2 separate regions of the Homo sapiens genome follow, and region 1 is linked to region 2. The links are chromatin contacts, found by Hi-C in ENCODE. All regions are on one chromosome and are shown on one strand. The core of a region is the stretch at or near the end of the contact, and the rest is flanking DNA. Distances in the headings are between cores, read along the strand shown. Region 1 overlaps PDE4B (phosphodiesterase 4B). Region 2 overlaps JAK1 (Janus kinase 1).

Region 1 (3,990 bases), core at 237-2,736, 1.4 Mb after region 2:
GCTATGATATTGGCTCACTTTTTCACCTGTAAAAATGGGAATAATACTAGTACTTACCATTAGGGTTGCGGCAATATCTAAATGCGTTATTTTACGTAAAGCATTTAGAACACGCCTGGCACCCAGTAGTATTTAGTGTTTAACTATTATGATCATTAGTTTTATCACTATTTATCATTATCATCATTATCATTAGTCTAGTGTTATTATTGTTATCATTCTGGGGCCTAAAGTAGATTAGAAGATAGGAAAGAACTCTATAAATAAATGACTTTAAACTGGAGTCCTGAACACTGAGTAGCTGGGGTAGATCGAGGGGCGGTGGTCCTGAGAGAGTAACCAACACCTCAGAGATGCCACAGCCAGAGAACTGGGCACTTTGAACAACAGTAAGGGACGCAGCCACAGAGACTGAGAGATGCCAGGTTAAGCAGAACATTTGTAAGTCATGGTAGACATGTAGATTTTACTGCAAATTCAGTTGGGAGCCATTAAAAGATTTTGAGAAACAGATTGACGTGATCTGATATGCATTCTATTTATTTTATTTTATTTTATTATTTATTTATTTATTTTTTGTTTTTGAGACAGAGTCTTGCTCTGTTGTCCAGGCTGGAGTGCAGTGGCACGATCTCAGCTCACCACAACCTCCACCTTGTGGGTTCAACCGATTCTCCTGCCTCAGCCTCCCAAGTAGTTGGGACTACAGGTGTGCGCCACCACGCCAGGCTAATTTTTGTATTTTTAGTAGAGATGGGGTTTCACTATGTTAGCCAGGCTGGTCTTCAACTCCTAACCTCGTGATCTGCGTGCCTCGGCCTCCCAAAGTGCTGGGATTACAGGCATGAGCCACCACGCCCGGCCTTATATGCATTTTAAATACACAACTTCTCTTTGAGCCCCAAGTCTGGGTTAGTGACATCTCATACATGCTCCCAGTACCTGTATTTTCTCTGTAATAATACTCAGCTCCTGCCCCTTCCATGTACCTCCTGGTTAAGAAGACAGGCTCTGCAGCAAGACTGCCTGCACTTAGTTCTAGTTCAATACCTTTCTTTCTCTGTATGATTGTAGAGAAGTAATTCAACATCCCTGGGTCTTGATTTTCTTACATGTTTAATGGGGATAATAATAGAACCTTCTGCATAGAATTGTTTTAAGAGCAAAATTAAAACACTTAGAACAGTGGCTGGCACACATAAAGCACTAAATAAATATTAGTTGTTTTTAATATATTGTAACTGCCTATTTTCTTGACTGTTTATACACTAGACTGTATGCTTAGTTCCTGGCACAAGGCAGGTGTTCAAAAATATTTACTGAAAAAAGAATGAACAAGGAAAGAGAGGTAGTGCAATAAATTGTAACTAAAAGAAGAGAAAGATTGCTGTCCTATTCATGGGAAAATAGGCTTTCTTGAAACTGGGGTATATTCTGATAAGGAGGAGCCTGCTTATGGGGCCAGAGAAACTGAATGACTTTGCAGCTGCCCAGCTGCTACAGCTTTGGGGAACTTGAAATAACATCCGTGGAACAAAAATTTGTTTCAGAATCTGTGATGCCAATCTGGACTGCCATCTGCACAAAAAGAAAACTGGGCTCATGAAAGAGCTTTTTCATTCTCTTGGGCTATGTGACTATCTCTCTGGAAAGCAAATGCAAGGCTAAACCTCCGGAGTTCTCCATTTGCTGCCTTTGGAAGGACAGTCTCACCAAAAGAGCCAGTCATCCTACTAAGAACATAACACTATGACTTCCTTTTCATCCCTGCATTGCTAATAGGGCCTCAAAGGAACAAGGGCTCAGTTCTGTGAAGTAAACACACACCTTTAGTGTAGTGAATAAACACTGGAAGAAGCTTTTCACATATTTGTAAGCTCGGAAGTCTTTTAGGCATTGAGTAGCAGCAGCTCCTTTATTGCTTCATGCAGCTGCACGGGGTACCTGCCCGGACAAACAATGAATCCTTCAGCTCTCTGAATGTTCCAGTTCTGTGCCGTGTGTGTGTGTGTATGTGTGTTTGTGTGTGTGTGTGGTGTGTGCATGCATACGTGCATGTGTGCTGGTTTGTTACTTGTATATCCCAGGGGAAAATAAGGGTTCTTTGCATGCTTTTTGTCAACACAATGGGTCTCTGTTCTCACTGACCTGGTTTTCCTTTATTCCTTCCCTCTCATCACAAGTTTAGGCAGTCTGGCTTTCCTCATCCACAGAGCAAGGCCTTCCCCTGATTTACCCCTCTCTGCATGCTCTTCACACTTCCAAACCATTTTCCATATAGGCCCCTTAAATCTAATTTAAATACTTCCCTCTGGAAAGCCTCAAATGATGAGTCCTGCCTAATTGCTCCCTCCTGTACATGTCCTATGTTGCTTTCTAAAAGCATCATAGCTCTTTATGTCATGGGCATAAGTTCTTCCTTCATTATTTGTCAGGTGTGTGTGCACTCCTTAAGCTAAAATTTTATATTATGGCATCTCACTGAGCCAAGAGGAAGGAGGAGTACTTGTGTGAATAAGACCTAGACTCTGATTGTGAGTTTAAACCGTTTGGAAATAAGAAATAAGATACATTACTTGAGGCCAGGAGTTCAAGACCAGCCTGGCCAACATAGTGAAATCCCGACTCTACTAAAAATACAAAAAATTAGCCAGATGTGGTGGCACACTCCTGTAATCCCAGCTGCTCAGGAGGCTGAGGCAAGAGAATCGCTTGAACTCGGGAAGTGGAGATTGCAGTGAGCCAGGATTGCACCACTGCACTCCAGAGCGAGACTCTGTCTCAAAAAAAAAAAGTAAGATACATCAAGATAGGGACTGTGTCAGTCATGGTCCTCTACAGAAACAGAATCAGCAGTAGGACAATATTCACTTTAAGAATTTGGCTCATGAAATTATAGTGGTTGACAAGCTTGAAATCTATAGAGCAGAAAGTAAATTCAGGCAGTAATTAATGCTGCAGTCTTCAGGCACAATATGTTCTTTTCCAGGAAGCCACAGTTTCTGCTCACAACTGACTGCACAAGGCCCACCAACATCATCGGGGGTAATCTCCTTTACTTTAAGTCTATTGATTGTAGATGTTAACCACATCTACAAAATACCTTTCACAGCCAACACCTAGATCAATATTGATTAAATAACAGGGCACTATAGACTAGCCAAGTCAGCACATACAACTAATTATCAAGGACCCATCAACCAACAACCCCAAACACCTGTCTTTGGAATTAGACTGGAATTATGCCTAGCTCTTCTACAAACAAGATGTATAAAATCCAGGACAATAAAAATTTTTGTATTATTTCTGATTGAGTCTTCACTTCAAAACAAAATAAAATAATCATTCATCCTAGCTCACAGAATTGTTTTGAAAACCAAATGATAGTTCGAAAGACCAGAAGCGCAAGCTATTGGTACTTTGAACACCTTGACAGTGCGCAAGTAGTGGCAGCACACCTGTTAAATATTGGTGGCCACACAAACACATCACCATTCTCTCTACTGAGCAGACATGAGAGAAGAGAAAATCTTGGGCTTTTGCTTTACACGAATGCCAATCAATTTGTGCCTAGTATCTGGAACACACAACTGATTATCTTAAACTCAATGGAGGGAAATATCTTTAAAAGAAGTTAATTTGGACCAGAAATATCTCAGGGGAGGTAGGAGTGAGGTTGGAGCATTCTTTATGTACATTTCCACAGAGTTGAGTATGAAACTTTATTCCCTGTAAAAACAAATTGGAAATTTGAATGTGAATCCAATTTGCCAGGTTATCCTTGAGACGCCCTTCCTTCTCACACCTGGATATTAAAACTTATCTCCATTTCCCTGTGAGTCTTGTATTCCTGTCACTAAAAATTCCTCCAGCCTCTTTGCAGAGCACATTGGCACCAGGCCCCCTTCTAAAGCCACAATGCCGAAGTTCTGATTGCACCTCCGTATTCCTATGTTTCCGGTAAGTCTTTTAAAGACATTTGGCTCCTGC
Region 2 (3,829 bases), core at 1,320-3,819:
AATGAGAGGACAGTGAAGGGAAAAAGGAGCAGGGGAGACAAGCCACTCGGCAGGAGGGAGGTCAGGGGCCTAGTGCAGCTGTAATGCCGAAGGAAGCATGCCTGGGGCTATGAGGAAGGAGGCCTGGAGAGGGCAGGGTCACCATAGGAATGGCACTTCAGAAAAAAGAAACCACACTGAGCACACTGCCTTGCGGGTGTGACCAGGCACCCACCTGCGGATATCCCTGAAGAGCAAATTCAAGATGCTCTGAACAAGGGGCAGGCTGGCCTGGGCAGCCCCTCACCCAGCCACATGATAAGTAAGACCACATCTGCACTTACATTTCCTGAGAACAGGAGTCTAAACAGAAATGAGGGATGCCAAGGAGATGTAGAGAGAAGTGATACATGAAGGTCTGACTTGACAACATGCTGGTATCAGGGTTTCTTCAAAGCACTGCCTGATTAAAGGGCTTGGGAATCCCATGGCTGGGAGGGGACAACGAGGGCATGAGATTCTAAACTGGCAGCATGGAGCAGTGGTCAACCCTCAGCTCAGGCTCTAGAGCCAGCTGCTCTGGGTTCAAATCGCAGCCTCTCCACCTGCTAGTAGGGTTATGCATATGGAATCATCATTTTTATAGGTCAAAATGGTCAAATATTGGCAATTTCAAATGCTTTAACCTAACAGCTCTGTGACCTTGGACAGGTTACTTAACCTCTTCGTGCCTCAGTTTCCCCTTATCATACTCACCCATAGGGTTGACATGAAAATTAAAATAGGTGGTATTTGTGAAGTGCTCAGAATAGGAAGTACCTGACACACAGTAAGGGCTAGCGTGGTAAAGAAAAACAAACTAATGGAGGAATCAAGTATTTCTTTCTTCCTGCCCTCCTCCTGCTCCCTCCACAGCACTGTGGCTTGGCATAGAGTCATTGGCCCATGTGGCCAGGGTGAGCTCTGACTTAGATGATGGGTGCACCAACTTGTGTTGGTGCTAGACTTGACTGTGTCAACCAGGACAGGACAGGATGGGGCAGGCTCATAAAATGTGCACCAGGCATACACCACGTTGAAGAGCCAGATCATGGACATGTCAGCCTCTCCCTCACTCCCTTCGGGGTCTCTGGGGGATGATAACGCCTTAGAAGCCAAAGCAACACAGGCAAAATGCACAGGCAGGAACCAGACAGAGCTGGGCAAGTGCCTGCCACTTTCTCACTGAGTGACCCTGTGCAAGATCCCATGCCTCTTGATTAGTCTCAGATTCCTCATTTCAAGTAGAGCTGATGCTCAGTCCCCTAAGGTTCTTACAAGGACTAAGACAGACCAAGATACAGGCACAGCATATAACACGGGGCCTAATATCCAGGATGCAGCATGTGACACGGGGCCTAATATCCAGGATGCAGCATATAACAGGGGGCCTAATACCCAGGATGCAGCATATAACACAGGGCCTAATACCCACGATGCAGCATATAACACGGGGCCTAATACCCAGGATGCAGCATATAACACGGGGCCTAATATCCAGGATGCAGCATATGACACGGGGCCTAATATCCAGGATGCAGCATATGACAGGGGGCCTAATATCCAGGATGCAGCATATGACACGGGGCCTAAAATCCAGGATGCAGCATATGACACGGGGCCTAATATCCAGGATGCAGCATATGACACGGGGCCTAATATCCAGGATGCAGCATATGACACGGGGCCTAATATCCAGGATGCAGCATATAACACGGGGCCTGATATCCAGGATGTGCTCCATCAACAGCACTTCTTCTTTTCTCCCTCCATTTCGCATCTTTCCATTAACATCCATCTGAGCTCTTCTACTTCTCCCTCTTCACTTTGTTTTTACTATATTTTTCTAATAAAATTAATGTAAGTTTTTTGTTTAAAAAAAAAGGAGGGGAGAATAAGAAAATTAAAACCACTCATAATGCCACCATAAATAAGTAGCTGTTAATATTTATTTTTCTAAGAGCATGTGTATATACATGCATACCTATTGATATTTTGAACAAAACTGGTCCCATTCTATAGGTAAAGTTTTATATCCTGCTTTTTCCCCTGACCTTTTTTCCAGGTCATTAAAAAATTCAGCAACCTGATTTTCTAATATTCTGCTTCTCAGGCAAATTGTGATTTATTTTCCTATTCTCCTATTATTGTATATTTAAGTTATTTTCAGAATTTTGACACTTTAATTACTACTGGAATGAATATTCTTATTCATAAACCATAACCTGCCTCTCACATTGTTTCTGGAAGATAGATTCATTCTCTAGATTCCTGAACAGAGGGATATATAAATATTTTCAAGGCTTTTAACAGGTTACCAAACTGTTTTCCAAAAGGTTATATCAGAAAGACAAGTTATTCTGAATACAAGAGAGTGACTGTCTGCCCTAAACCGTATCACCAGGCTCTTCCTCAGCACTGAGCGTTATCATTGTGACACAGTATCTGCCACATTTTGGCAGAATGTGGCCTTTCCTGGTGTTGGCTCCACTCACCTTAAGAGTGCTAGCTGTCTCACCAGCCGCTCTCTCTGCATGTTGTTGGCTGTGACTTCCCCTGACACAAACAGGTTTATTTTGGCAGAGTTCCCACTTCCTGCTTGTTTAGATTATGTCCTCAAGTGATACCAAAAAAGAGGAAGTGAGATTAAACACCCTTTCCTCTGTCCGAGAGTCACTGGGGTGTGCCTGACACCATATCGATGACTGCCACTGTGGCCGAGGCTCGCCTGAGGGCAACGTGGGGCTTCCTGCTTTGCACTTCAGCTCAGCAGAGAGGCCGTGCCAGAACCCTTGGGAGGAAACACTGACATTCGCTGGTTTTCTTTTCCTTCAAATCCACTAGCTTTGTGAATTAAATATTGATGCTGAGGTGTATTTGGGAGGGAAGCAAATCCTAAGGCAGATTCACATTTCTGAGACCAAAGAAAGGCACTGGAATGTATCGGTGTAACTTTAAAACACTGAGAATGCCTTGGTAATAGGAACTTTTTGGCTTCAATAAGAAAATCCTGTTTTCTCTTTAGGACAGGAACTCTGAAAATCATGTGCTGCAGAACGGAACTCAGCAATTCTCCCTCTCATCACCAGATCCAGACTTAAGAGCTTCTGGGACAAACTTACCATTTTCTTGTTGTCCTGCTTGTTAATGCTGACCACAGACTCCTTTATTACAATGTGAGTGATTTCAGGGAAGTAAGAAAAATTGTTCCACTCTTCCCGGATCTTGTTTTTCTCCTCATCCTTCTTGTGTTTATTTTCCAGTTTTTTCCGCTTCAGTTTATTTTTTTCCTTTTCAACAGAAACAACCTGATAAGATACATAAAAGGGACAGGGTTAAGTTGCTTTCTTCATTTTCTATTGGTAAAAGGTCAGTGCTGCTGGGAAACCTATGCAGGGCCTAGGTCCAAGGAAGAGAAAGCCAGCTCTTCTGGACTTGCAGGATTGGGGGAGTTGGCACCTGCAGGGTTAGGACCAAAGAACTGGGTTGTATCAGGGAATCCTGGGCTTTCATATCTGGAAGAGACCTTAATGAGCACACTGTCTAAACTATATAATACGCAATGTGCACGGAAACTCAGAAAGGGAAATCACTGCTCACTAGACATGCATCTACATTCAGGTCTCCTCACTTCCAGACTACTACACATGCTCTGACACAAACAGATAACATACTCTTCCCAGTTACCACTGAGCTGAACATGAGCTTTCTCCTATCACCAATCGTCTTGACTTTGTAACAGTACTCAAGTCGGGATTTTCCAGAGAAGACACGAATTTCATGCTTGAAATAATCTACACACTGAATAATA

Evidence for each region. Hi-C counts contacts between places; a loop is a spot of excess contacts on that map. Pooled maps may share reads with other maps.
Region 1: a loop to region 2 is called in a map with no recorded cell type, with 3 times the contacts of the local background. The contact joins two enhancer-like sites. A Hi-C loop is called at or near these places in 1 of 168 maps with a recorded cell type or tissue (transverse colon), 1 of 37 single-sample maps with no recorded cell type and 2 of 50 pooled maps.

Annotation. Positions count from the first base shown.
Region 1 is chr1:66,276,830-66,280,819 of GRCh38, forward strand. All of the region lies in intron 7 of PDE4B (phosphodiesterase 4B), which reads left to right. Among named protein-coding and RNA genes, the nearest start is that of PDE4B-AS1, 230 kb to the left of the region's middle. Within about 2 kb of position 1,487, at least 6 of the 41 ENCODE cell types and tissues checked have a DNase peak (open chromatin) inside an H3K27ac peak, as active enhancers do.
Region 2 is chr1:64,861,647-64,865,475 of GRCh38, forward strand. It overlaps JAK1 (Janus kinase 1), which reads right to left. Exons shown (of 25, transcript NM_002227.4): 8 at 3,141-3,326. Among named protein-coding and RNA genes, the nearest start is that of JAK1, 100 kb to the right of the region's middle. RefSeq lists an enhancer at 1-45. Within about 2 kb of position 2,570, at least 27 of the 41 ENCODE cell types and tissues checked have a DNase peak (open chromatin) inside an H3K27ac peak, as active enhancers do.